7 separate regions of the Homo sapiens genome follow, and all the other regions are linked to region 1. Evidence: chromatin loops called from intact Hi-C (ENCODE). Cell type or tissue: PC-3. All regions are shown on one strand. Region 1 overlaps AOPEP (aminopeptidase O (putative)). Region 2 overlaps AOPEP (aminopeptidase O (putative)). Region 3 holds the start of PCAT7 (prostate cancer associated transcript 7). Region 4 overlaps AOPEP (aminopeptidase O (putative)). Region 5 holds the start of LOC124902219 (a long non-coding RNA gene). Region 6 overlaps FANCC (FA complementation group C). Region 7 overlaps AOPEP (aminopeptidase O (putative)).

Evidence for each region. Hi-C counts contacts between places; a loop is a spot of excess contacts. Peaks named below come from ENCODE experiments on the same cell type or tissue, not always from the same donor. Only the 100,000 strongest peaks of a DNase experiment are listed, where the experiment ranks them.
Region 2: a loop joins it to region 1, with 6 times the contacts of the local background. A loop is called at or near these places in 34 of 110 quality-filtered maps.
Region 3: it touches region 1 in a loop (4-fold over the local background); 4 of 110 quality-filtered maps call a loop at or near these places.
Region 4: it touches region 1 in a loop (5-fold over the local background); 24 of 110 quality-filtered maps call a loop at or near these places.
Region 5: it touches region 1 in a loop (4-fold over the local background); 59 of 110 quality-filtered maps call a loop at or near these places.
Region 6: it touches region 1 in a loop (8-fold over the local background); 78 of 110 quality-filtered maps call a loop at or near these places.
Region 7: it touches region 1 in a loop (5-fold over the local background); 15 of 110 quality-filtered maps call a loop at or near these places.

The regions. Positions count from the first base shown.
Region 1 is chr9:94,781,329-94,785,328 of GRCh38, forward strand. The region is part of intron 3 of AOPEP (aminopeptidase O (putative)); the gene reads left to right. Among named protein-coding and RNA genes, the nearest start is that of MIR2278, 27 kb to the right of the region's middle. In PC-3, a CTCF peak has its summit at 1,888 (motif pointing right); a DNase peak (open chromatin) is centred at 1,973; H3K27ac peaks cover 2,133 bases.
Region 2 is chr9:94,910,688-94,914,687 of GRCh38, forward strand. All of the region lies in intron 5 of AOPEP (aminopeptidase O (putative)), which reads left to right. Among named protein-coding and RNA genes, the nearest start is that of AOPEP-AS1, 33 kb to the right of the region's middle. RefSeq lists an enhancer at 1-144. In PC-3, no CTCF peak of the experiment used is centred here; DNase peaks (open chromatin) are centred at 2,404 and 3,714; H3K4me3 peaks cover 480 bases; H3K27ac peaks cover 2,715 bases.
Region 3 is chr9:94,552,299-94,556,298 of GRCh38, forward strand. PCAT7 (prostate cancer associated transcript 7) reads left to right here and starts at 2,785. Exons shown (of 3, transcript NR_121567.3): 1 at 2,785-3,047. It overlaps LOC124902218 (a long non-coding RNA gene), which reads right to left and starts at 2,591. Exons shown (of 2, transcript XR_007061674.1): 1 at 2,261-2,591; 2 at 1-1,056. RefSeq lists enhancers at 997-1,659, 2,324-2,986. In PC-3, CTCF peaks have their summits at 980 and 2,212 (motif pointing right); DNase peaks (open chromatin) are centred at 1,023, 2,283 and 2,613; H3K4me3 peaks cover 3,157 bases; H3K27ac peaks cover 647 bases.
Region 4 is chr9:94,866,253-94,870,252 of GRCh38, forward strand. The region is part of intron 5 of AOPEP (aminopeptidase O (putative)); the gene reads left to right. Among named protein-coding and RNA genes, the nearest start is that of MIR2278, 58 kb to the left of the region's middle. RefSeq lists an enhancer at 1-37. In PC-3, no CTCF peak of the experiment used is centred here; DNase peaks (open chromatin) are centred at 1,139, 1,909 and 3,279; H3K4me3 peaks cover 1,519 bases; H3K27ac peaks cover 4,000 bases.
Region 5 is chr9:94,679,286-94,683,285 of GRCh38, forward strand. LOC124902219 (a long non-coding RNA gene) reads left to right here and starts at 2,409. Exons shown (of 2, transcript XR_007061675.1): 1 at 2,409-2,599. In PC-3, a CTCF peak has its summit at 2,325 (motif pointing right); a DNase peak (open chromatin) is centred at 2,356.
Region 6 is chr9:95,114,550-95,118,549 of GRCh38, forward strand. It overlaps FANCC (FA complementation group C), which reads right to left. Exons shown (of 15, transcript NM_000136.3): 11 at 2,766-2,841; 12 at 80-161. It also overlaps a transcript of AOPEP not described here. Among named protein-coding and RNA genes, the nearest start is that of MIR3074, 30 kb to the left of the region's middle. RefSeq lists a silencer at 1,898-1,977. In PC-3, CTCF peaks have their summits at 1,663 (motif pointing left) and 1,868; a DNase peak (open chromatin) is centred at 1,632; H3K27ac peaks cover 1,320 bases.
Region 7 is chr9:95,071,165-95,075,164 of GRCh38, forward strand. The region is part of intron 14 of AOPEP (aminopeptidase O (putative)); the gene reads left to right. Among named protein-coding and RNA genes, the nearest start is that of MIR6081, 7.8 kb to the left of the region's middle. In PC-3, a CTCF peak has its summit at 1,999 (motif pointing left); no DNase peak of the experiment used is centred here.

The DNA of each region.
Region 1 (4,000 bases):
CATTTGTGGAATAAATGTGTTCTTTATAATCAGGCAGAAGTAGTATGTTCATGGAAGAAACATTTAAAACTACTAGTGATAGTAACAAAATCGACTTCAGGGTCATTTCTTTTGCTTTTGTTGCTTAATTACAGTTTATGCCTTTTTTCCAGCCTCAATAAATTTTAAAAAGAATTGGTTTAGTACATTATTATTTTCTTCTAGTAATTTTTTGTTTAGTTTTTTTTTTTTTTAATTAATTAATTTTTTTGAGACAGAGTCTCATTCTGTCGCCCAGGCTGGAGTGCAGTGGCACGATCTCCGCTCACTGCAAGCTCTGCCTCCCAGGTTTACGCCATTCTCCTGCCTCAGCCTCCCGAGTAGCTGGGACTACAGGCACCCGCCACCACGCCTGGCTAATTTTTTGTATTTTTAGCAGAGACGGGGTTTCACCGTGTTAGCCAGGATGGTCTCTATCTCGTGATCTTGTGATCCGCCCGCCTTGGCCTCCCAAAGTGCTGGGATTATAGGCGTGAAAGTTTTATTTTTATAGAGTCTAATTTAGTATATCCCTGCTTCCTAGAAAAATAAAATACTCTGAGGGCTGGGTGCCATGGCTCACACCTGTAATCCCAGCACTTTGGGAGGCCGAGGCGGGCGGATCACGAGGTCAGGAGATCGAGACCATCCTGCCTAACACAGTGAAATGCCGTCTCTACTAAAAATACAAAAAAAATTAGCCGGGCGTGGTGGCAGGCGCGTGTAATCCCAGCTACTTGGGCTGAGGCAGGAGAATTGCTTGAACCCGGGAGGCGGAGGTTGCAGTGAGCCAAGATCGTGCCACTGCACTCCAGCCTGGGCGACAGAGTGAGACTCCGTCTCAAAAAAAAAAGAAACAAAAAAAGAAAAAGAAAATACTCTGCTTCTGTTTTTTGTGGGAAGCCTCAAGTAAATGAAGAAGACTGCCTAATGGAAGCTCCTTCCAGATGAAGGAGAAAAAGCATATGAACAAGTGAAAGGTGTTAAAAACTACATGTGCCCTTGCATAGGATCTGATTTCATTTTTTAGTGCAAAAGTAAGACTGTAGACATTACTTCATTCTGGGCAAAATGCTACTCTCTGGCCTGCCCAATAGACTAGCTCTCTGACATTCTCTTTCTTTTGACTTTGTGTGGGAAATTCCAGGAAAAAGCCAAGATCTGAGAGTCCAGACCCTCCTGTGTGCAACTGAAAGCCAACTTTTCAAATGAGCAGTACTATTTAGACTGCTCCCATAGTATGCAACCAGGAATTACGTATGAGGAAATGGTAAATTAAGAGGCATTTAGGAATGGTTATGATTAAGTATTTTCCTCACAAAGAAAGAATGCAAAGTAGAGAAAGCTCCTTGTTTCTAGAACTAGGGAAACTTTATTCCACGCCAGTACACATACATTCCTATGTTTTTAAGGGTAAACGTATTAATCTTTTCCCATTAGAAAGATGCCGGTGAGCCAGTAATTTCTAAATCTGTGTCAGTTAATTCTTTTGTTTTGTGATTTGTTGTTGACTAGTTCTTGCTTACCCTCCTGGCACTGCGCTTACTGTACACGACATATGTGAAAGTCATCATGGTTTCTTTCAGACATTGATGATTCTGGCAGGCATGTATATACCAGTTCTCATTGCTGTGGATTTTTGTCTTGGACTTGACATTCATGAATGTTCCATGTGAGTAAAGCACTCAAGTTTACCTGTGACCACCTGGAGCAGTATGATTTGGTGTCCAGTTAGCTGATCCAGCTTAAGGGGAACTGGGTCACCTGCATTGAAGGTCAGAGTGGCCGGTGAGACTTGAATAACAAGCCTGGTGGGGCATATTCCTTTAGGTATCCCGTTAGCCAACAAGGAAAACCTATAGAGGCGCTTGTGTTCAGCAGATGGCGCTCTTTTACCTAGTTCACAAGAATGATCTTGAAGGTCATTCTCTCTTGCCTCTCCTGTGCCTGAGGCGGTACCATGTTGCAGGCAAGGAAAACCGAAGCCTTGCTGGGTAGCATCAGTGCTTGCAAAGTGGTGGCCTGACCTGGCACATTGCCCTGGTTAGGCAATGCTGGTGCCCAGGGCGTCTTACTGTCTCGTTTGTTCTGGTGCCAGTTACAACCCTTGAGCAACTGCGGAGAAGAACTAACAAGAGACAGTCACGCTATGGGTATTCACGAGGGTGGCACTCACTTAGAAAACTGGAAGGTGTAGACGCGGCATCTGCAAAGTCCTGACAGAAAGCTAGTTTGCTGAAAGACCCAAGCAGTGGAGAAGGAGGCCAGGAGGGGAAGAGCAGCCAAAATGGGGAGCTCTCTCTCCTTTTCGTGAATGTATTATATTTATTGTACAGATGTATGTATATTATATATTTAAAATATATGATATATACATTCTCTATAGTATGTCTGTATACACTTATAAGTGTACATGTTTCTGAATATACATATTCCTGTAAACATTGTTAGGCATCTTTAATTTGTGATACAAAGATGTTCCAAAGTAATCATAACATATATAATAGTTTGGATAGGAATTGCTGAAATAAGGAATTGTGGTTAGAGAAAGAAACAATTTTGAGGTAGCAAAGTAGCAGGGGCTACTGAAGGATTGAGGAAAGAAAGATTATATGTTAAATAAAAGCACGTATCAATTTGATATTTCCGAATGCTTCATGCTGTTTGTCTAACCTATAGTGGAGAGGTTGAAAAAGTAAAATGGATGGTTTTCATAGGAAGAATTTAAGTGCCTGTTTTAATTTGCAGTGAAAACAATAACTCTTTAATATGAGAAGTTCCATGAGATGCTTAACTTGGCAGAGCTATGATCTAACTTAGCCTCTGCACAAGCAGAGTGGTTATGTGTGTGTGGTTATAGCTGTGCTTTTAATTATATTAAGTGAGTTTATCCAAGACTCACCTACTAATAGGACACTGACTTTTCATAAATTTCTTATTTAATTTACTATTGGTAGGCATGACTGATGTGTAAAAATGACTACCGTATCTTGATTTTTCTTCTCTTAAAATTTTTTATGAAAAATGATTATCTCAGCTAAGTTTCTCACAGGTTTAGTATAAAAAGTTCTCTCTCCTCTCATGAACTGACTACTCCTTCATGTTCTTCCTTTTTCCCTCTTCACTGAGAATTATTCTTCCTCCTGTGGAAAATAGAATCTTCAAAACTATTCACAGGACAGTTTTTAGAAGTCATTGAAAAAATAATTAAGATAACTGTTTTAACACTCTTTAGTTATGATACTTATTTTCAAAATTAAATTTTATTTATTTTTATTTTTATTTTGGAGATGGAGTTTCACTCTGTCGCCCAGGCTGGAGTACAGTGGTGCAATCTTGGCCCACTGCAACCTCTGCCTCTTGGGTTCAAGTGATTCTCCTGCTTCAGCCTCCTGAGTAGCTAGGATTACAGGTGCCCACCACCACGCCTGGCTAATTTTTGTATTTTTAGTAGAGTCAGGGTTTCACCCATGTTGGCCAGGCTGGTCTTGAACTCTGGACCTCAGGTGATCCTCTCGCCTTGGCCTCCCAAAGTGCTGGGATTACCGGCGTGAGTCACTGTGCCTGGCCCAGAACTATATTTTATTTTATTTTATTTTATTTTGAGACGGAGTTTAGCTCTTGTTGCCCAGGCTGAAGTGCAATGGCACGATCTCAGCACACTGCAAACTCCGCCTCCCGGGGTTCAAGTGATTCTCCAGCCTCAGCCTCCTGAGTAGCTGGGATTACAGGCATGTGCCACTATGCCCGGCTAATTTTGTAGTTTTAGTAGAGATGAGGTTTCCGCTATGTTGGCCAGGCTGGTCTCAAACTCCCGATCTCAGGTGATCCACCCGCCTCGGCCTCCCAAAGTGCTGGGATTATAGGCGTGAGCCACTGCGCCCGGCCCAAAAACTAAATTTTAAACTGCCTCTTGTGATTTGAAAATTGATCCATTTCAAGTTCTGTTATAGCTGCAAAAAGCACAGTCATCTAAGGAAAA
Region 2 (4,000 bases), 130 kb after region 1:
AGGTGCAGCAGTGTTTCTAATTCTCTGTTGCTTGAGAAGTATGGACATTTCCCTAGATCTTTTGGCAGTTCCTAACACATCTGCAGAGAAGGATCTTGGGGGAGGGGCCAGTCTATTAGGATGAGCCATATGAAATTGCCCATTTTTTGAAGTTGGAAAGGGTCACTTATTGCATTTTATGTAGTTCAACTTAAAGGTCAAAAAGGTGGAGGAATGTCTGGGCCTCCTCGTGATGTTATGTTTACCTAATAAGCATCCTGGGGTTTTGCCTAGGGTTTATGATACAGTATCTGTGTCTATAGCAAAGAGTATTATTGTAGATACTGTCATTACTACTTAAGGTATTATCACTACTGCTACTTGAGCTCACTTTAGAAACAATTGATAGAGATAGAGGGAAGACTGTCTATCCCCTGGAAGACCCCAGTACCTCAGTCCTGGGCCCTGGTCTTTCCCTTTGGAACTAGTGGTTTAAAATGAGCTCTCCTTTACCTCCATTCTTGTCTTCCCTGCTTTGAAACAGGACACCTCTGGCCAGTGGGCTTCCTTTTGGAGATAAGAGATGTTGGGTGATCAATGGCCTCAGACAATGTAGCTGTCACAGTTTCATTTTTAAAATGTCATGGTGATAAAAACAGCCATTTGCTAATAAAAAGGGTGGGATTCATTGCCTAGTGGCATTCACATCCATGCTGTCATTGTCTAACCCAGATTTCTCAGAGCAGCCACTGGCTTGGTGTCGTAGCTGAATGATGTCACTTCAAGCATCACGTAATTTTCCAGCTGGCTAGGATGGAAAAGGGGTTTATTATTGTGGCATGTTTTTCACAGCGTCTGAAAAAAAGTGAAGCAGACAGGGATATATGACAGGATTGGTTCTGTTTTTACAGGTGTGTCTGAAGCATACAAGGTACCTTTCACTTGCAATAGAAATGTGACTCTATGGCAAAAGAAATTTTTTAAAAAAAGCTTTTCTCAAGAGATTTTAAATATATAATACATAATTAGTGTTGGAAATTGGCCTCGAATACATTAAACTCAAAAGACTAGGAGGTGGGCTGCCCAGACCCTGGTCTCAGTTCTGTCCCTACTGACAGAGCTCTAACTTCATCTTTGCCTCAGTTTCTCCATGGAAAAGATGGACCTCCCAGGGTATTTGTCTGTTTTTAACTTTTCATTGCAGTGTAAAACAGAAAAGTATACATCTTAGCATACAGCTTGTTGGATACAAACTGTAGACATCCCTGTCACTAGCACCCTGACCAAGAAATGCACATAACCAGCACTCCAGAAGACCCCTGTGCCCCTTCCAGTCAACCACACACACAAGGACTTCCAGCAGCATAGATTTCAGCCCAGTGAGACCTGTGTCCGACTTCTGACCTGACGAGCTGTAAAATAATAAATTTGTGTTGTTTTAGGCCACCGTACTTGTGGTGGTTTGTTGCAGCTGCCCTAGGAAACCAATGCACTGATGCTGCTGGCAAGAGGGAGAGCCAGGAGTTGACCCCCAGCTCTGTCCCCAAAGACCGAGTTCTTAAAAACCACTAGAATAGATAGTACCGCTCTTAGCTTTGTTAGGTGTTTGGTCATTGGTGAGGGTATGAAGGTAAAATGAAAGTGCAAGTGCCAGCCAGCGTGCAGTTAAGTTGGGTACTAGGTAGCCAGTGTCTTTGAGGTACTCTGACTTGCCCAGCCCCCGACCCCCATGCTCAGAATGTCCCCTGCCTGGAAAGAAGGAATGTGATATGTTACTAACACTTCAGTGTGAGTTGAGTGCGTTATCTCTTCCTAAAGTATTTGCGTTCTAAAAGATGACCTAAGTGATGACTTTCTGCTATTTATGAGAAAGAGGGCTACACTACGGTGCCATGGCTGACCGTGTGAGACCCAATTCCTTGTCCATCTTCCACTACAGAGTCAGAAAACACCAAAAAGCATCTTTCCCATGCTGCCTTAACAGCTAGCAGAGACTAAAGAGTAGGAATCTCGGCTATGGGCTCCCTGGGAAAAGTTGCTTTCCTGATGAAAGGGATCGTTGTTGCTGGCACAGCGCGTTTCTTCCATGTTAAACACGAACATGGTGCATGAAGGTGTAGTGGTCAACCCGTGAGCATGAGGGGCAAGCATGAGGAAAGAAGTGCACACAGGAAGGATGGAGAGTGGGAGTATAGCAAGTCCTCCAGCTCCCGCTGCACTGCCAGTCACTGCACCAGCCCCAGCAAGGTCTTGTCACTCCAGTGATATTGTTTCAAGAAAGGAAAAACCTCTCCAGTGTGTGCCAGTGTTCATTGTATTTTTTGTTACTTGCAGCTGAATACATTCCAAACAGACCCGGGTGCCTTTCAGATCACAAAAAGGTAACCACCTAGGAATGGGGACATGGGCAGGCAGAATTCTTTAGAATGAAAGGAATTCCTGGGATCCTTGCCCACATTTTCACCACGGTGAACACATGCAAAGAATGATGAGTCAAGGGAACCATCCAGAGAAATGGGATTGAGCTGTAGATATCCAATAAACCTGATGCATTCCATTTGGGGAGAAGAAATAGAAGGCTCATAATTTTAAATGGAAAGGTTAGTTAAAATCAGGAGACTTTGGAGAGACTTTGGAGAGACTTTTATTTGTTTATTTTTGTTTCTGGTGAGGTTTATTACCTTTCAGAGGGACATGCTGTTAAGTTGAATACCTCTGAGGATGACCATCTGTCACATATTTTCCAGGACCACCCTGGGAAATAAGAAGGATATTGTCTCCTTATCTCGACAAGCGTGCCATGGTGGTCTATCCATGGAGTCATAATTTGAGATTAGGAAATATGCTGTTATTCTTAAAAGTTCAATTATTTATGAATCCCCAATAGCCAGGTGATCCCTTATACTTAGTGGCATTTATTGATGCAGATGAGTACTTTGAAAAATTAAGAGAGACATTTACTTTTTAAGCTACCACTAAGACGGTCTCTGACCGGATAAAGATAACTTGAGCAGGCGAATTTGTTTAACAAAGGTGGTGACATATATTGTGGCAGCTGAATGCCCCCTTACAGCCAAGGGAGAACAATCAGTGAATTCATTCGTTTAATTCATGAATTTTCCTTCTATTTACACTTTAAACAAACATGCCAGTTGTTTGCTTAGTTAACAAGCTCTGCCTTCATTATAAGCCATTAGTGGCTAGTAATAACTGAAACTGTGTTTGGATTTCACAAATACAATAAACCCAATTAATTTCACCCTTAGTAATATGGAATTTGTCTGATCAACCTGAGCTAGGCAGAAGTTTGTGTCTTTGCCCTTTGCATGAAGGGTTTGCTAAATCATCTTATAGCCATAAATAGGAATTCTTCATAAGAAAAACTAAACAAAACAGCTTAAATCCTAATGCTTCTAAGGGGCCAGGCAGCAATATAAATTAGTGAATGGGTTGGATAGAGCATCCTCTAAGAAACACTTGGTCTACTTTTGATGGAGACATGGATGTAAGAAATATTTCACTTTTTAATCCTGTGATAAGAAGGAAAAAAACCACACACATGATTATAAATGACAAGGAGGCTCAGCCAATGGCAGGGAGACGGGAGGGAGAAGTTGGGACCACAGCAAACTGGAGAGCCCAAGCCCTGTCTGAAAGGACCAGCTCCGATTCAGCTGCAGTTACTACATAAGAATGCAGGCCTGTGATGAGGGACTCCAAAGCAGGTTTTGCCTGCTTCTCGGATTTCACCAGGATGAATCATAACAGGGACCTGATAAAATCCTATCTTTGAAATGCTCTGTAATGCTTATTATTGTTCTTAGGAAATGATAAAATATTGCCCTTTGGCATTAGACGTGTGTGTGTGTGTGTGTGTGTGTGTGTGTGTGTGTGTATGTACAGGATAAATATGTGCCCACTTCTAAAAAAGACCTGGGCCTAGTGTGGCCACATCTTTCAAATTTTTAATGTAATGTCAAAATCTGGATTTCTGGATAAAATCTTCCCATTTATAAACTTT
Region 3 (4,000 bases), 230 kb before region 1:
TTGGATAACTACTTACAACTCATTAGCCCATTTATGCCAGAGGTTGCAATTTTTTGAATTTTTGCATGAGTGAAAAATCAGACCTTGTCAATGACCTTGAGCAGTATAAGTAACTCCCACATGCTTAGCGTTCCAATAATGGAACACTAGGCCTAAGTGGGTTAACACAATAATGAAATCATAGCTATTCAACTAATTATACGACTTATTTGTTTCCTCATCTCTAAAACATAGTAAGGGACCAGTTATTTTAAAAATACATCACAGTGACAAGTTTATTTTTCACTCAGTTTGGGCTTGTTGTTTAAGGTCATTGCTTGGCATAAAGAAAACAAAAAGAGGAGAAACAAGAATAGAAACATCAAATAGAAGCAGCAGCAGCAAAAGAAAATGAAGAGGAACAAGAAGAAGAAAATACAGACTGGAAGAAAGGAAAAAGAACAGGTGCGTGAATTAGAAGGCCTATTATACCTTTTATCCTTTCCTCGATTCATGAAATTTGAGTTAAGTCCAAGAGTATCACAACAAAAAACAAGCGAAAAGATACACAAAAAGTCACCCCCTGAATTTTGTTAAGAATTAGACAATGCTGCCACTCATGCCTGGCTCAGGCGCCAGCAGGAGGAGGGCACCCTCCAGAGATTGCAGGACAAGGAGGAAGACTCCTCCTTACCCTACATGCACCTCCACCACTGCCACTGAGGCCCGCATTATAGCACCTTAAGGTTCGTCCCCACCCCAGGACAGGATGGGCAAGTGAGCGCTCCTACTCCCCTTCCCAGCCCCCAGACTTGCCGCTGCTACCAACGCTAGCGCCGATGCCAGTACAACCGCTGTTGCCCTCAATGCACCAGCCCACCCTACAAGGCTCCTATCACTTGGCCCCCACGGGTGCCCTCCTACCACTCTGGTCAAGCTGCAGTCTCTGTTGCTGCCACCAACCTCATGAGGCAAGCTGCAGAGCCACGCCATCTACAGGCTCCAGCATACCACAGGTGACTCCTCCTCCTCCTCCAGCCTGGCTGGGAGCAGTTGCGCAGGCAAAGCCAGAGAAACCTAGAACAGGATGCAGGGAGTGGAAGTGTTAGAGCTTCACCTTGTCACGCTGGCCACTGGGCGGCAGGGACCATTTCATTAAAGGCACTCACACCCACCTTCCAAAGTCCAGCCTCTCTTTCTGGCAAAAGCTGGCCAGGAACTGGGGCCTGGGCTGGGTGTGAGTGCCTTCACTGAAACCGGCTCCTGGCCAAGTCCAGCTGGCCAGGAATTGCTGGGCCCATCGGCACTGCGCTCTTCGGGGAGCCCGCGTAGGAGAAACTCAGACCCAGCCAGCCCTCTCCACCCAAGTGCTGGTTCCCATTCCTCACGCCTCCACCCACAGTGCCCTGTCCCCCTCCCTCCCCCGTGGTGCCCTCTATTCCCTGCCCGGTAGTCCCAGATGGTCTCCACAACACAGAGCGTGCGTGAGGGCGCGGGCCAGGGAACCACAGTGGGTGTGAGAGCCCTGCGGTGCTCAAGATTGCATGAGCACGAAGAGATCACCCTCTAGAGTCTGGAGTCCGGGAAGAGAAGAACTCCATCCTTCCATGGAGGCCACCAGAAAGAGGAAGGAGGCCACAGCTGTCGCTGCCGCTGCTGCCTCTGCAGCCCACCAACCCCACTGGCAGTATAGCCCCCGATAGCACCCCTAACCTGCCCCCTGTAACCCTGGGATAGCACACCCAACAGCTGCAGGCAATGTAACCAATACCCCCCCAAACCATCCCAACTCCTCGGCCGCAGGCAGTGTTAGCACCCGATAGTGCCCACCTGACGCAGCCACGGGTATTGCTGCACTAGACAGCGCCCCAAACCCGCCCCACCCTCACCCCGCCATGGGCAGTGCAGCTCCTGATAGCGCACCCCCAGTCACAGGCAGTGCAGCACCGGACCACGCCCTTAAACCACCCCCCACTGCCAGCATTGTAGCCCCAGATAACTCCACCCAACCCGCCCCTGCCACGGACAGTGCAGCAGAAGACAACGCCCCTAAGCCATCCACCGCCACTGGCAGTACACGTTAGTGTACACAACCTGCCTCTCCCGACCACCCCTGCCACCTCGGGCAGTGTAGCCCCCCATTCCACCACCAGCAATGCAACCCCAGAGAGTGCCCCCAAACAGTCCAATGCCACAGGCAGTGTAGCCTTTGGCAGTGAGCCCCTATAGTACACCCAACCCTTACCCCCAGAAGAGGGCAGTGCAGCCCTGGATAACTCACCTACCCTACCACATTTCTACCACTGTGGCCGAGCTGCGGTCTCTGATTTCACCACCAACCGCAGCGAGGCGAGCCGCGGAGGCGCAAGCTCCGGCTCCAGCCTCCAGCACGCGGCGGTGCCTCTTCTTTCTGTCTTCCAGCCCGGCAGGAGAAGCTCTCGCTGCTAGCCTCCCTCCTACCGCTCCGTCACCACCACCACCAACAGGGAGGGAGTGCCCCAGGCTCCAGGCTCCAAGCTCCAGGCTCCAGGGGGCGAAAAGTGACGGAGCCTTCCAGTTCTTTAAGCCGGGTACGTAGTAGCTCCCCACACCCACACATAAGTGCCAGAAATGACGCGCCGCTGCCTCAGCATGCTTTATATACTGAGGTTAGGAGACCCTGGACTACATGTTCTGATTGGATGAGAGAAAAACCTCTAGGCCTACTCTGATTGGACTTTATTTTCATGCTGTGATTGGTTGTCTTAAGACTTGCTCTCATCCAATCAGAACATGCAGTCTAGGAACCGGCATGCGCATAACCTCAGGATATAAATAATGCTGAAGCAGAGTTACGTTTTTTTTGTTGTTGTTTTTTTTGTTTTTGTTTTTTTAGGTTTCCGTGTGTTTCTATTGAGCTGCTCAGTGCCCGGCTTAGAAGACCAGGAAAAGGAGTCACAGGTCGTATGCTGGAGGCTTGAGCCGCGGCACCGTGGCGCGGCTCGCCTCGCTGCGGTTGGTGGTGGCGGTGGACATTGCAGCGCGGCTGGAGGGGTAGGAAGAAGAAGATAGTTTTGGGATAGATAGAGGTGGGTAAAGAGTGTGGTTAGTGCCAAAGGGAAAAAAGGATAGCGAGGAGGAGAAGGCGTTGCAAAAAGACGATGGGGAAAAGATGGTGGGGAAAAAAGTTTTTGGGTAGATGGAGGTGGAAAAACAGGGTGCAGAGAGGGAGGGAAGGAAGGTTTTGCAGAAAGACGGTGGGTAGAAAGTTTATGGGTGGATGAAGGGGGAAAAGAAGGTGGCAATTGGGAAGAGGAAAGAGTGGTGAGGGGGGGAAAATGGGCGAGCAGTAGGGAGAGAAGGTTTTGTGAAAAGATGGTGGGGAGAGAAGTTTTTGGGTAGAGGAGCAAAAGAAGATAGCAAGTGGGAGAAGGAAAAAGAGGGTAACCAGCGGGAGGAAGACAAGGTTTTGCGAAAAAACAGTGGCAGAAAAGAAAGATGGTGGAGAAAAGATGGTAGGTAAAAAGTGTTTGGGTAGATGGAGGAGGGAAAGAGGGTGACAAGGAGGAGGAGAAAAGAGGGTGGCGAGAGGGAGCAGGGAAAGAAGTTTGGGGAAAAGACGGGAAAATAGTTTGGGGTAGATGGAAGGCAAAAAGGAGGGTGGCAAGCAGTATAGGGGAGAGAAGAGAACGAGTGGGAAGCAGGGGCAGACTTTGTGAAAAGATGGGGAAATTTTGGGGGGTAGATGGGGAAAAGAGGGAGGTGAGCAGGAGTGGGGAAAAGGCTTTGAGAAAAGATGGTGGGGAAATGTTTTTGGGTAGATGGAGAAGGGAAGGAGAGTGGCAAGGAGGAGCCGGGGGAAAGACGATGAGGAAAACAGTTTTTGGGTAGATAAAGGGGGAAAAGAGGGTGGTGAGCAGCAGTAGGGAAAAGGCTTTGGGAAAAGACGGGGGAAAATGTTTTTGCTTATATGAAGGAGCAAAAGGGCGTGATGACAGCGGGAGGGGGAAAAAGAGGGTGGCCAGGGAGAAGGGGGAAAATA
Region 4 (4,000 bases), 85 kb after region 1:
TCACCAGCGTGTTTTATTTTGTGAAATGTGGGGCATGCCGGTTATGAAATGGGGACTCTGAAATGTGATACATCCATCTTAACCAGCTCAGGGTTTATTCAATTCTTCCAGCCCTAATCCTATTAACTCTCATGCACAAAGGAAATACAGGACTCCTCTCTGATGATTCTACCCAGGCCTCCTGGCATTTGGAAACCAAACTTTAAATTTTACAAATGATGTCTACTAGTTCATTAAAAACTAATCATAATAATGTTTTTAATAAACTAATAGGCTTTACATGTAAAATCTAAAATTTGAAGGTAGCTTCAAGCATCAAGGAAGCTACCTTTCAAAATTTTAGATTGTTTACTTTAAGAAAAGGCATTAGAAGAGATTGATGATTTCAATCAGTATATAGAATTGTAGGATTTTTATAAAAACAATTTATTTGAATATGGAAATTTTTGGTGTGAAGTACATCAAATATAAGTCTTTTTCAAACCAAATCTTTGGTTTTACAAATAAAGCTTATTGGTTGATTAAAAATACAGCCAGCATCAATGTAACCAGTGTTCAAATTGGATTTTTTAGACTGTTTACTTAAGGGATTTTGAAGAGTTTGGTGACTCATAATCAGTTTATAAAATGTGAGGATTTTTTAATAGCAGCCTTATTTAAAATAAGTCAAAATGTTGGTGTGAAATGCATGAAACTTATTTCTGGCTGTATGTCATTTGGACATAAATCTAACCCAGCAAAATTCCAAGATCTAATTATGATGCTATGGGAAGCTAATCTCATTGCAGTGAAGATGAGCTAATGACACATTAGTCCATATTGTATTATATACTTTTCAGTCTGCTGCCTGCTATTTTGATTAAATTTACTTCCTACCATTCAGATTTGAAACAGCAAAGCCTTTCTGTTATTACCTATCAAGTTTATAAAGCTTTTCTCTGAAATTTTGAAGTGTTTTAGATTTCCTTCACTTAACAAAATTTTATACAACGCTTAATGTAAAATCACAGAAGATTTGCATTTATCCCCTTTCTGTTTAGAAGTACTTGCTATTTCCAGGTACCAGGCTGTAGTCAGCACGGCCCACTCTCGGCCGAGGTGGCCTGGAATGTCTAGTCATTTCAGTTTACGTAACAGTTTCCCTGGCCTGTTTGCTTTCAGAGGTCACTTCAGTGTCAGCCTCAGCAGTCCACGTATAAGTCTGCCTGTTCCACACGATTCACAGAGGGAAAGAAAATACTGTATCTGAGGCATTCTTCCTACTTTGCGTAGCCCATATTATTTGAATGTACATTAAAACAGTGATAACATTCACCTCATACACTGAAGAGTAGATTTGCTTTTCTTTCTGATTTCTTATTCTGTCAGACTCTTTTCCTGACTGGAAGACACCTAGTTTTCTAGCCAGGATAGCTGAATGCTCCCTTTGCAAACACCTTGGCCTGAAGTTAGAATGAAACTGTAGTCAGCACCCCTTATCATTCTTCAGAAAGTCTTCCCAGCCCTGATAGGATCTGTTCTGATTCGGAATATCAGGGAACATTTCTTGGTGAATAAACCTGGCTTCTTATATACTGGTGCAGTCACTTCCCTGTAACGAGGTAATTTAAGCCAGTTGCCTTTCATTTCAACCATGTCAAAGTATCAAATAAAGCTATAACTTCAGACCAGCCAGGAAAATGAGAGGCCGGACAGAGTAACATGTTTATAATATAAATCCTTCCTGTTTTCTCAACCCATGCTCCCCTGGCTGTTTTCCATTCTGACAGAACACTCTGGAGATTTGCCTACAGACAGTGACCACCAATTTAAAGATTTGTTGATGACTAAGAAAAATTCCAAAGCTGCAAATGAACGAATCCAATGCTGACTAAAACAACTGACCAAAATTACTAATTCCTAGGCTGCTTTAGCACGAATGGTCATAACAACTGGGATAGCAGGCCTGTGTCACTCATTCCCTAGTAAAGCAGCTTGGAGGCCACAGGTGACTTCCTCTTCTTTCCAGACTGAGATGTACCAGAAATAGTGCAGTTCACCAGTTTGGGGAAGGCAGTTGTCTGGGAGTAATCATACCTGCAAATCACTTGATCTCAAGGACTGTGCTTGCTGACTTGAGAACATCTATTTTCTTCAATTTTAGATGTAACACGGCTACCTTGTACTCACTTTGAGTCTCACCGAATTCCCGTGCATTGAGGGTCCACTGGAATTCTTTGTTCATGGGCATTTTGACTGCTAGTATGGATGAGGTGGTGAGAAATGGTGGCAGACACACATAATTTGTGTGTCCCATATTTTCATTTTGCACCAAGCTTCTTTGCTCCCATGCATGCTCCATTGCTGCATCAGATTTCACTTACAAAGCGTAGGTCCAAAGATAACATTAACAGGAGTTTCAAGACAGTGACAGCAGATCATTAAACCAAGTGTGGGATGAGTGGGGCCTTGTGACTACACAGGCCAATGCAGTGGAAGCTCCCTATGTTACCTTCCCTGATTTCATTCCTTTCCCTGCCCCTCTCCCAGCAACCACTATAATTTTCTATTCTCATGTGTATCTTTATTATTTTACTTCATGTGTATTCGGAATGTATTTAGTATTGCTTGCCATATTTTAAAACTTAATGTGGACAGTGTCATTAGGAACCTGCAGCTTGTTTTTTCCTCTCAAAACGTTTACTGTATGTTTTTGGCCAGGCATGGGGGCTCTCGCCTATAATCCCAGCACTTTGGGAGGCCAGTGCAGGTGGATCACTTGAGGTCAGGAGTTCGAGACCAGCCTGGCCAGCATGGTGAAACCCCTTCTCTACTAAAAATACAAAAATTAGCTGGGCATGGTGGTGTGTACCTGTAATTCCAGCTACTTGGGAGGCTGAGGCAAGATAATCCCTGGAACCTGGGAGGCAGAGGCTGCAGTGAGCCAAGACTGCGCCACTTCACTCAAACCTGGGTGACAGAGCAAGACTCCGTCTCAAAAAATAAAAATAAAAAATAAATAAAAATAAAGACATTTGCTGTATGTTTTAAAAATTTGTCCATGTTGCTGTGGCAATAGCCTTTGTGTCCAGTTTAATTTTATGTGTCTGAAGTTCCAAGTTTTTGATCCTTTAAGTTGTTGACTGTTAGTGAATGCCCTATTTCTAGCTTGGGTGGGGTGCATGTAGTGATTAGCTTTTGAGGCTGTATTTAACCAAAAATTTGTTTGGAGACTTGAGTCATCAACCCTTATCTGTTGTATTGAGTTTCCACTCAGCCCATTGTCTGGGCGGAATGTGGGCTGGAAAAGTTTACTAGTGTCTCTTGGCAATCAATTGCTGTGGGATGGCACAGCCCACATAGAATGGGGTTGGTAATGTTTTTTGGGTTAGACCATTTACCTTCAAATGAAATTGAATTAGTGTAAAAGGAAGCCTGTAGAAATATAGAATCAAAGCCAGATACGGCTCGTGTTACCCAGAAGCAGAATGAATGATTACTTATCTGTAGAATGTCATCTGAGTACAGCGTATCTGCTGTGAATCTCTCTCCACAGATTTTTCCTTTAGGTAATCATTGCCCAATCTCATTATACTCATTACTTTTTACAGTTTGTAATATTAAGTGTGACCCTTTGATAGGAGTGGCATTATCAAATTGATTTCTCCCCTAATAGGAAAGATGGAACATGATTGGGCACTTCGTCCTCAGGCAGGAGAGGGAGGAATAGAAGCCATGAATTTTTTTTTTTTTTTTTTTTTTTTTTTTTTTTTTGAGAAAGAGTTTCGTTCTTATTGCCTAAGCTGGAATGCAATGGTGCGATCTCGGCTCACTGCAACCTCCGCCTCCTGGGTTCAAGCGATTCTCCTGCCTCAACCTCCCAAGTAGCTAGGATTATAGGCACACGCCACCATGCCTGGCTAATTTTTTGTATTTTTAGTAGAAACGGGGTTTCACCATGTTAGCCAGGCTTGTCTCGAACTCCTGACCTCAGGTGATCTGCCCGCCTCCGCCTCCCAAA
Region 5 (4,000 bases), 100 kb before region 1:
CTTTGGAGGTAGAGCTCAGAAATACACATTTTAAACAAGTTCTGCAGAGATTTTTATGCACACCAATTTATTGGTAGGCTTGGAAAACTTTGCTAAAAATGGATACATGAAAACATGAGATGTCAATTGCAACAGGCAATGGAAATGAATTTGAGTTTAAAAGTTCCTCTGTCCTGAAGAAATTTCAGATGGTAACTTTATTTCCAACTTATGTGCTCCTTAAGCAATAAAGTTTTCAGTGCTGACATAAGCCAAGTTTCTTGCCTTTTATGGTAAAAACATTAGTGACTCCGTTTCTCCAAGTGCGAGGACAAAAATCCCAGTAATCCCTCTAATTCATAGCACCTCCACAGATAATGACTGTTTGTTGTCAGATGGAAATAATTTCATTAGCATAAGTGGATGCGGAGTTTATAAATGCAGACGCATGTGTTTCATATTCTGCTCCTATTTATTTACACATTCTGTAAACACATGTATACACAAAGTCACATGGACATTTTTAGGCGAGCGCCTGGAACACTGTGCACATGGAAATACCGCAGTTGTTGCCTTCAGGACTTTTTTTGTCAGGTGGCAAGTTGGTTACTGTTCAGAGGATCTCAGTTACCCCATTACCACCTCTCCCAGGTGAAAATGTGCCCTGCCGCAAGTCAGGCTCTGGAACTTTCTTGAACTTCCTTTTTCTCTTCGAAAAGTCCTGTCCTCTTAGGGCTCTAATTTATTGGAAAAGTAATTCATTCCCAAATATTCATGGTTTCTAATATGTTAATATCACAGCCTTCTCAAATAACATATCTCTAAATCCACAATACTCAAAGTTAATGAAGAGAAGTTCAATCAGGTTGATGAGGAGGCTGGATTGTACACTCCCTTCTGCTAACACAAAAGGCCTTGGACACACCTGGGATCAAGTCAGAATGAACCTGGTTCTGGAAACACAAGCTTGCACAGTGTAGGGAGAGGCAGGTAGAAAAGGTGGCAGAGCTGTGTGTCTCTTCTGAGCCTCCCCTGGAGAATGAAATGGACCCAAATGTTATCTACCTCATCAGAAACAATTGGTAACTACAACCCAGTGTCTCCTGAGCTAAATTAGATTTTTGTACTACATGCTAAATGTAATGTGACGGGGAAAAAAGAAAGTTAGGTAGAAATCATGCTTTCCAAAGCTCTCTTTATTTAAATGGTCTGTTTTGGTCCAGGGACTGTATGATCTTTTTTTCTCTCTCTTTAAATTTATGAAAACTTTTTTTCTGATAGTGAAAGCAAAAATACTAGCTGTCTTCTGCTGAGTATACTCTGTGCCAGGCACATGCTAACTCCTTTACATTAACAGATGAGAAAATGGATGCCTAGAGCCAATAGCTGCCTCAAGATTGAACAGCTAATTAGTAGCTAAACCATGATCAGAACCCGAAGCCCATGTACTGGAGAGTGTTCCCCTAAAATCCATGTGCTTCCCAGAACCTCAGAATGTGACCTTATTTGGAAATAGGATCATCACAAATGTAAGTAAAATGAGGTTATACTGGAGGAGGGAGGGCCCCTAATCTGATATGCCTGGTGTCCTTAGAAGAGGAGAAGAGACAGACACACAAAAAGAATGTCACCTAATGATGGAGGGGGCAGTGATTGGAGTGAGGAGGAGGCTGGTAACACCAGGAGCTAAGAGAAAGGCGGAACAGGCCCTGTCAACAACTAGACTACAGGCTTGTAGCTTCCCCCACTGTGAAATACTACATTTCTCTTACAATCTGGCTGGCTTAAAAGTAAACAAAATGTATTGTTTCAGAGTTTTCCAGGCTGGAAATCTGGAGTTATTGTCTCAGTTGTTTCGTACTTTGTTAAAGCTCATGCAGCCTGCCATCTGAAACAATGCACCCTGCAAGGTGCTTAGTGTAGAAACTTTGGAAAACAGAGAATTCACTAAGTGCTCATGGTCCCACGTTCCAGAACCAGTCGCTGTAGAGTGTATATTTTCCAGTTTTCTTCACTTGCCTCTGAAGGCCATTCTGTCCACTTCTACCTTTTAAAAATAGTAGCAGTTCTCTTATGTATTTTCTTCTTTTGTTGTTTGATCAGCTGTACTCTTTATGGGATGTGCTTTCAAAAGAGTGAGAACCACTGTAAACTCCAGAATCCTGTTTTTCATCACCACCGCCACCATCCTCCTCCTCCTTCTCATCACCATCACCATCACCATCATCAACACCATCATCAGCTGGTTAGAATAGGTCCAGTTGAAATGAGAAGTGCCCCTACCCCAATCTTTGACTCAAAGCTTTGACACTAAAAACGGAACCACAGTCTCTGATGAGACTCCCCAGAAGATGGCAGTGTGGATCACAAAACCACACTATCCACTCAGTACCACTGAGCCCCAGCCCGTGGATCCTGGTGTAACCAGAAGGCCCCGGGCCTGCGGCCTTGGTAGCCAGGCCACCCGCTGCCCTGATGAGGCTGCTGGGAGTGAGTATTCCAGCTCTGCGTGGTCCTTTCGTCTTGTGAAAGAGAAAAACATTGAACTACAACTTTAAGCTCTTCATTTGAAGAAAGTTACAGTTCAGACACTGGAGATTTTTGTCACCAATATTTCAAGGTATCCACTCTAATGTCTATATTCTATCTCCTACTTATCTGAAGGGTTTAAGGCAGGCATCTCAGTATTGTGGATAAAAGAAGGAAGGGCTGAGAAAGAATTAAATGGAGAAAGTTCAGAAGGAGCAATGAAACAGAATACCAGGATCATTTATTTAATGCTTAATAGCTGTGGGATCCAGGGATACTCAATCCTCTGTTTTTTTCTTTCTTTTTTTTCCATGGGCATAATATCTGTTGCTGATTCTGCACTGTTTAACACAGCTCAAATGAGAAAATGACTATTAAAACTGTAAGATAGTATTTCTATCATTAAATATCCTTTGTATGATCTAGCAGGGATTCTTAAACATGATCAGAATCACCTAGATGGCTTATTAAACCATGGATTGCTGGGCTCTACCCCATCATTTCTGATTCAGTAGGTCTCAAGAGGGGCCAGAGAATTTGCAGCCCTAACAAATTTCCAGGTGATGCTGATGCTGCTGGTCCATGGAGGACACTTTGAGAACCACTGGGCTACAACAAATCTAAGAGAATGTGTTGCTTTCAAGCCCTTACTATAAGTCTCAGAACTTCCTAGGTGACTTTTTTTTTCCTCCCCCCAAGATGGAGTCTTGCTGTGTCACCCAGGCTGGAGTGCAGTGGTGCTCTCTCAGCTCACTGCAACCTCCGCCTCCTGGGTTCAAGCAATTCTCATGCCTCAGCCTCCGGAGTAGCTGGGATTACAGGCGCCCGCCACCATGCCTGGATAATTTTTGTATTTTTAGTAGAGATGGGGTTTCACCATGTTGGCCAGGCTGGGCGACTTGAGCTCCTGTCCTTGTGATCCGCTGGCCTTGGCCTCCCAAAGTGCTGGGATTACAGGCATGAGCCACCACGTCCGGCCCCTAGGTGACTTTTTAATGCAAAATTAAGGATAGCATTTCACAAAATTAGGAAATGCTGTTTGTGTATGTGTGAGTGTGTTCAGTGTCTAGATGTACCCAAAGGTAACCATCTTAGAGATCACACCATTTCCAGTGGGTGTGGAACTTGCACAAGTGCGTGTTTTCCACCTTATGGTGTCTACATACCCCACTCACTGCCATGAGAACCTGGTGGCTACTGAATTGACAGTCGGATCAATGTGACCCGACGGTTCCCTCAAAGACCAAAAGAAAAGCTTACAGACCACAGGACCTCCCTTGAGAATGTCACAAGAAGAGGTTGTGTTTGGTCACTGCTGGGCTTACAGCCCTTTACCTGGGTCCATTTTCCCTATAGGTTTATTTATTGCTTACTGTCCATCTTTCTCTCTACCCCCCACATGTAAAAATTTAATATGTCCCAAGAACAGTGGCTGGCAAAGGACAGGCATGCAGCAATTGTGTTGAATGAATAGATAAACGCTGGCAGTGCC
Region 6 (4,000 bases), 330 kb after region 1:
CAGCCCTGCTCAAAGGGCAGATGAGGATCTAGGGAAACCATGTGTGAAGTAGATTTGGGAGTGGTCAGTGTTTGCTCACCCATGAGTCTGGTCTTCAACTGCTTCTCTGAGCAGTTCAGAAATATGCTTCAGTGTCTGGAGCCAGTGTCCCCGAGGGATATCTGCGGGTGGAGAGAGATACGTCAGAGGGCAACTGAGGAAATGTCAAGCCCATGAGGAACCACCTGCAGGGATGACCTGAAGAGTCTTTGGGAGACGCCCTTTACTTCTGGTTCACGGAACCCAATACTGTTCTCATGCTTTTCCCAGCCAGTACCTATCTCTTAAGCCTGGGGAAGTAAGATCTGTCCATGTCACACAGAGTTGAACATCAAAGAATCTAATCTTTTAATTTTAGTTTTGTGGGGTTTTAAGACACGATCTTGCTTGGTCAGAGGCTGGAGTGCAGTGGTACGATCCTGGTTCACTGCAGCCCCAACCTCCTGGGCTCAAGCGATCTTCCTACCTCAGCCTCCCCAGTAGCTGGGACTACAGGGGTGCACCACCATGCCCAGCTATTTTTAAAATTTTTTTGTAGAGATGAGGTTTCACTATGTTTCTCAGACTTGTCTCAAATTCCTGGGCTCAAGTGATCCTCCCGCCTTGGCCTCCCAAAGTGCTGGAATTACAGGCATTAATCACCACGCTTGCCCTCAAGTAATTTTAAATTCAGGTACATGGAAGTAGCTAGAGATTGCATAAGCAGCCCCCGCTGAGACTGGGAAATGCCGGGTTGCGGATGCCCTAGGTTTCTTCTTTTCTACCTACACACTCCTCCATCACTAATGTGTTGATTTCAAAATAGACGGAGACTGTAGTAAAGCAGCCAATAAGGAATTAGGAATAGACTGCCTGACTGCTTTCCTAGGGCTGTGATGAATTCACAATATGATTTCAGGTTTACAGTGGAAAAAAAGGCCAGGAAAGAAAATAAGTGAGCATTATGCAAACAAATGTCTTTTCTTGAGTGAGCTGCTCTGGTTTCACAGTCATCCTGTGGTTTTAAATACAGCTGAGCAGCACGTATCTGCAGTTCTGTGCAGCATCTGCAAAAGTTTTCACATAGTGATAGATGCTATAATCGAACACACAAGGAAGGTAAGGCGAGTGATGGACAAACTGCTGCTACTCCACAAGGCCAGCGCCTCCCTCCTCTGAACTCCCGCGGCCCTTGGTGCACAGCCTTTTGAAGGTATTTTTCGTTTCTTCCTTTTACTAGCTATTTAGATGTTTATTTCGCATTTCCTCCACTTGTAGTGTCTACACAGTCAGGGCTCGTAAGTGATCCTCTTTTACACCCCTCTCCCGGCCTTCACAATGGGTATGAAATAAATTTCTGATAAACAGAAGATCATGCCACTAAAAAACACTTCTTCAATCTGTGACCATAACACTGTTTCCCAAAGTAATATACAGACAGCTCTTCTAGGAACTAGCACAAGAGGTTCTTGTACTTCTGCCCGAAGCCACCTATTTATATTTGGACATAAATCTACAAGTTACACAAACGGAAAGGTAAAGGGTTGGGCCCATGCCCATGCACCACCTCACCGTTTATTTACTATTTCCAAACTGAGACACTAACAACTCCAGTACATTTTCTGGAGCTCACTCAGCGTCCCCTGTTGGCTGACTTTAGGCTTTGCTGATCTGACCTAAGCGTAAGGTGAACCCTGGGAGAGTGAATTCCTCATTTTTCTGTCTTGTTAATAAAGTTTTCCCAAGAGTTTTCATAAAACTGTCACCCAGAGATCCCACCCCTAGCTCCAGCATCTGAGAAGACAGTGTTAGGGGATCACCCTGGGCAAGAACCTACATCTTCTCGAAAAAGGAAGAGGAATTTAGGTTTTGTAAAATGCTCTGAAACTTTGAATCATTTGCATTTCTCAAACAGATCTACTCACTCAAGTCTCAGAAAAAAGGCAGGCCCAAAATGGCATAAAAAGGAAATGTGACTGGCTCGTTCCCTTCTGTCTCCTCTCCTCCCATGCTCCAATAAGGCCCCTTTCTGGCTGGCGCAGTCTGTGCCCATGTCAGGACTGCCTTCCATCAGGTTTCAGGCCTCAGAGGGAAAGGATGCCCTTATTCTCTATTTCCGAAATGTCTCCTAAGCGTGAGCTCACAGCCACATTCCTGGATCAACACCAGTCGAATGAAGGCTGGAACCATCACTTCCCCAGCTGGATAGCCTTTGGAAGGCTGGCAAAGGATATCAGGAGAGGCTGTGGATGAAGCACCTTACTGAACTCTCTCAAAATCCTTCCCTTAGCTTGGTTAGGGGAAACTTCCCCTGCATTTCCTCAGCTTCATCCATCATTTTGTCTTTTCTTCTGCAACAAGGCTGCACAGAGTAGAAAGAATGAAAAGCAAACGAATGTACTGTTTTATTCTGACTCAGCCAAGTCTTAGCCTGTTCCTGGCATCTGGTGGATCTGGTTGGCACCAGAAGAGCCTGTGTTATCTGGAGGCAGACTAGCAACACCTACCAGAGGCCATTGTTTTTTTGTTTGTTTTCTTCTTTTGGTAAGTGATCACAACTGGGAAGCCAAGCAGACTCTCATATCAAAATCCACAGAATGTGGGATCCTGGGGGCTTAAAGGGATCTTAGAAATAACCAGTTCTGTCTCCCTCATGCTGTAGATAAGGGCCTGATGAGGAGGTCATAATTTGACAATGCTCTTCCCAGGAAATCATTCTGATGTGGGCAAAGTCAACCCTAACTCACCTTGAGGGTCTTGCAGCAGCACCATGGCAAGAGATGGAGAAGTGTAAGGAAAGTAGGTCTTGAGTGCAAACCGCAGCTGCCACAGGATGGAAAATCCAAAGAGCATGAACATTAAGATTGAAACGGGGTCAGGAAAATACAAAACTCTGAGTCCTCTGCCCAAAAAAGACCCACCAGTACTAACATGGTCAGAACACTTTCTTAAACATTTATTTTTTGAAAAATAAGCTCCCAATAACCTCATATTTTCCAGAATAATTAACCTTTTTAAAGTCACCTTCTGGGACTTAAAAATTTATGCTCTTGATGTCTTTATGAGTTCTACTTCACATGAACCCAATTATACAAATAAATCTTCTGTTTTGGAAAGACTTGCCAAAGCCGTTGTGAGATGTTAGGTATTTCAGCATTTTTTTTTTTTTTTTTGAAACGGAGTTTTGCTCTTGCTGCCCAGGCTGGAGTGCAATGGCGCGATCTCAGCTCACCGCAACCTCTGGCTCCCGGGTTCAAGCGATTCTCCTCCCTGTCTCCCAAGTATCTGGGATTACAGGCATGCGCCACCAAGCACTACTAATTTTGTACTTTTTAGTAGAGACAGAGTTTCTCCATGTTGGTCAGGCTGGTCTCGAACTCCCGACCTCAGGTGATCTGGCCGCCTCGGCCTCCCAAAGTACTGGGATTACAGTGAGCCACCATGCCCGGCTTGTTTTTGTTTTTTTATTGAGATGGAGTCTCCTTCTGTTGCGCAGGCTGGAGTGCAGAGGCACAATCTCAGCTCACTGCAACCTCCACCTCCCGGGTCCAAATGATTCTCCTGCCTCAGCCTCCTGAGTAGCCGGGATTACAGGCACATGCCACCACACCTGGCTAATTTTTGCATTTTTAGTGGAGATGGGGTTTCACCATGTTGGCCAGGCTGGTCTTGAACTCCTTAGCTTAAGTGATCCACCTGCCTCGGCCTCCCAAAGTGCTGGGGTTATAGTCATGAGCCACTGAGCCTGGCTCAGCATGGTTTTTAAAATAACAACAAAAGTGTAAAACTGTGCTCGCATTTCGAGGGCCAAAGAGCTACAGCTATCTATGCCCCCAAGGGGCACAGAAGCTTTTTTAAAAATTGAGGTAAAATCTATAACGCATGGAGTGCATGGGCTTTAAGTATATGAGGTTTTGGTAAATGTGCAAATCCATGTGACCACCACCCCAGTGAAGACACATTTCTATCACGCCAAAAAGTC
Region 7 (4,000 bases), 290 kb after region 1:
GATTTTTTTCAGTTATTAGGATATTTGTATTATACTTAACTGGTTGTTTCCCAAATCTGAAAACCCAAACTCTGAAATGCTTCAAAATCCCAAACTTTTTGAGTGCTGACATGACCCTCCCCCCGCCCCACACACACACACAAAAAAATGCTCACTGGAGCATTTCAGATTTCGGATTTTTGAATTTGGGATGCTGAATATATATCTGTATCAATTGTTGCTGTTGGAAACATCAAAAGTGAATTTGACATGAATGGCTAGAATTTCATGTACATTGGGTTCCGTATTTATGTATAGTCATCTGCTTATAATTTTTAAATGTTTAAAAATAAAGCAAGGAAAGCAGCTACCAAAAGGAGCCATACGTGCTTTTCTAAGCATGGTGACGAGCATGCACCAAACTGAATCCTGGCTCCAGGATTGCCGTGGAAGAGACAATGAGGCCATTCCTGTCTTTGGTCTTGATGGTTTTTGGTGGTGGCACCGCAGCTCTTGGAACCAAGTTGGGTATACTGGCTGAGTTCTTAAGAGCTCATCTGCTCTGTCTCGTGCCTGTAGCCATGTCTGCTCAGGCCCTTGTGAATGATGTTTATTTTTCAGGCAGAGTAATTTTTCTGTAAGACACTGGTTTTCAGACTCTGTCTCCAGTATTGGGGTACTCTAAAGACACAGTGCCCCTTTTTAATGAGTCTGATTCAAGATGAATGCCAGACCATGTTTCCTTGTACAGAGGAATTTGACCTGCAGAGGGAAGAATAAGGCCCAGGGTGTCAGGACTAGCATTAAGGAGCACCTCTGATTTTCTGGTGGAGTCGTGCTAAAGCTGGCCCAAACCCACTCGGGCCGTTGTTCACCTTTTGCCTCATCTCTGTGTTCAGTGACATCATGTTGGTGGATGTTGGGGGATGAACACCAGTACACCACTGTGTATGTTGTGCTCTGGGAGCCATAGCTTGGGCACCCATTCTAGAGCAAGGATCAGCCAACCCCAGCCTGAGCCTGTGCAGCCCATTGCCTGTTCTTGTAAATAACGTTTTATCCAAAGGCAGCCATGCCATGCCCACGTATTTACATGTTGTCTAAGGCTGCTTTGACCAAAAGGCCAAAAGTGCTCAATATCTGGCTCTTGAAGGAAAAAATTTGCCAGCCTCTCTTCTGGAGTTTACCAGGAATCTGGTTCTGGACACATGAAGATATCTTGGGTTAAAAAGAGATTAGGGGCCAGGCTTATGTTTGTAATCCCAGCACTTTGGGAGGCTGAGGCGGGATCACTTGAGCCCAGGAGTTTTTGTATTTTTTATAGAGACAGGGTCCCACTCTTATCCAGGCATAGTGGCATGCACCTGTAGTCCCAGCTACTGGGGAGGCTGAGGTGGGAGGATCACTTGATCCCAGGATTTGGAAGCTGCAGTGTGCCATGATCATGCCATTGCACTCCAGACTGAGCGACAGAGTGAGACTCTGTCTTAAAAAATATTATTTTAAAAAAGAGATTAGAGTGGTTCAAGTTGTGAGGAAGCTTCAGCAGCTTTCCTATTTCCAAGAAAAAAAGCAATCAAATAAGGGTGAGGCCCCTTTACCATATCCTAGTTAAAATTATTGTTATATCATAGACATGCCCGTTGTCACGGGACCTGTGTCCCAAATCCAAGATGTGGTTTCTAAATGGCCCTTCTAGGCATGTGCCATTTTTCTAGCATTGCAGGAAGTCAGAAGAGCAGGCTTCCCCCTCCACTGTGTTTCTGAGCCTTCCAGAGTTCAGCTCCATGGAACCTCTTGGGTAGTGTGTGATAAGTTTCCTGTAAAGGCAGAAGTGGAGTCTGGCTGGGGCTGAGGCTGGGGCAAGGCTAAGGGAGCCATCTTTACAAATGGTTTGCAGGATTCCCAGGTGCCTGTCCCTGGGTCTCCCTCCCAGGAGATGGCCTGAAAAGCTGTAGCTCTTCCCAGGCCCTTACTACTCCTGGGACTCCCCTGCTCCCTCTGCTGTCCTGCTGCGAGTCTCTGACCTGGCCCAGGCTCTTGCTCAGCCATGTGGTTCCTACCTCCTACCTCATGCCAGCCCAGCCTGTCTGTGGCCCTCCCTGCATGTTGACGCTCTTCTAACCCCCATCTTGGGGAGCTGGAGCTGGAGTGGGGCCTGGTTAGAGCAGCTTGCCTGAGCCGACGAGGGTCCAGCCTGGAGCATCAGGCTCTGGAAGCCGAGCTTGTATGTAGGTTTTCACACTGTCCGGGAGTCAAGACACAGTGGGTTATGAAATCCATCTAGTAGGTCACCAGTCAGCATTTTAAAAAAAGAAAGAAGAGGCCGGCGCGGTGGCTCCCGCCTGTAATCCCAGCAGGCCGGGCGCGGGGGCTCCCGCCTGTAATCCCAGAAGGCTGGGCGCAGTGGCTCACACCTGTAATCCCAGCAGGCCGGGCGCGGTGGCTCACACCTGTAATGCCACCACTTTGGGAGGCTGAGGTGGGTGGACCATTTGAGGTCAGGAGTTCAAGACCAGCCTGGCCAACATGGTGAAACCCCATCTCTACTAAAAATACAAAAAAATTAGCCAGGCGTGGTGGCACATGTCTGTGTTGCCAGCTACTTGGGAGGCTGAGGCAGGAGAATCGCTTGAACCTGGGAGGCAGAGGTTGCAGTGAGCCGAGATCGCGTCACTGTACTCCAGCCTGGCAACAAAGTGAGACTCGGTCTCAAAAAACAAAAAACAAAGAATAAAAATACCAGACTGCATTGCGTGTAGTGAAGGAAAGTGTTGGGAAATAACACTTTGATTTCAGTGTGTGTCTATATGTTCTACATATACACATTTGTGGATACGTATGCACACATAGATATGCATACGTGTTTGTACTGACCATCACTCTGCCCCGCACCATTTCCCAGTGCCTGTCATGCAGTTGGCTGCCATGAATGTGCTTGGAATCAGTGAGCCCCATCCTCATAGCCAGTGCCTGTGTGTGTGCTTCCTTCCACGTGCTTTTTGGATACCCAGGTTGCATGTCTGCTTGGGCCTCCTAGGTGGCTCAGGCCTGTACCACAGACATACCCCGTCCTCCCTGTGGCAGTCTGTCAGTGGGGTAGGGTCCACAATCCTGGAACCATTACTTGGATTCCTTGAGGATTTTAATTCTCTACTGCCAGATATGTGTCTGATGTGAATTGGCTTCCACATACCTGCCCTTCATTCTTCCCACCCTAGATTCCAAGACCCTCCCACCTGCACCCAGCCTCAAAGAAGCAGTTGTGTGGAGCACTCTTAGGAGAAGCTGAAATCTTTGCTGTCATTACCCTGTATTCATGGAGGCTTTGGAAACCCGGAAAGTGCTGAATCCCTTTCCAACAGTATAAATTGCGCCTCTGTGTTACCCCGACCTGTACGCTAAGTGAGGGCAGCACTGTCATTGTTTCTGTTGAGCATGTCCCGTAAGCAGAACACTTTGAACAGCAGATGTCCAAAGTAATTTTTATTGGACTAAAGCATTCAAGGGTGCACACCTGTGTGTTGTGCAAAAGTCAACTTCACTGTGATGACATGGAAAGGATCCAGAGACCCAGATGCCACTTCTTCTTGCGAGAGCTGTGCTGATTTATTTCATATGTGAGCTCTCGCCCACTTCCGGCAGGTCAGGAGGCCAGCCAGGCCCAGGCCGCACCTGCTCTTCCCCCTCCCAGGCCACCTGCTTGTCTGCTGCCCAGCGTCAGCACCGGCAGCGGCAGAGGGAAGAGATGAGCACATCCTTGATAGGTGAGGTGTTGGGTGCTTGAGAGGCTGGATCCAGGGCAGAGGTGTGGGTGCTGCAGGTGTCCAGGACCCTGTGCTCACTGCCACGGGCAGCTCTGTTCTCACTTCTCCGTGCCCTGTCCCTGTTTCCCTTCTGCCGTCTTGTTCTTTCTCTACTTGCCCAGTCTCCTTCCCTCCCACACCAACTTCATCATTTTCCTCCCTCGCCCCTTTGGTCATGGTCTGCGGTCTGGGTCTGTGTAGGGCTGAAATACATG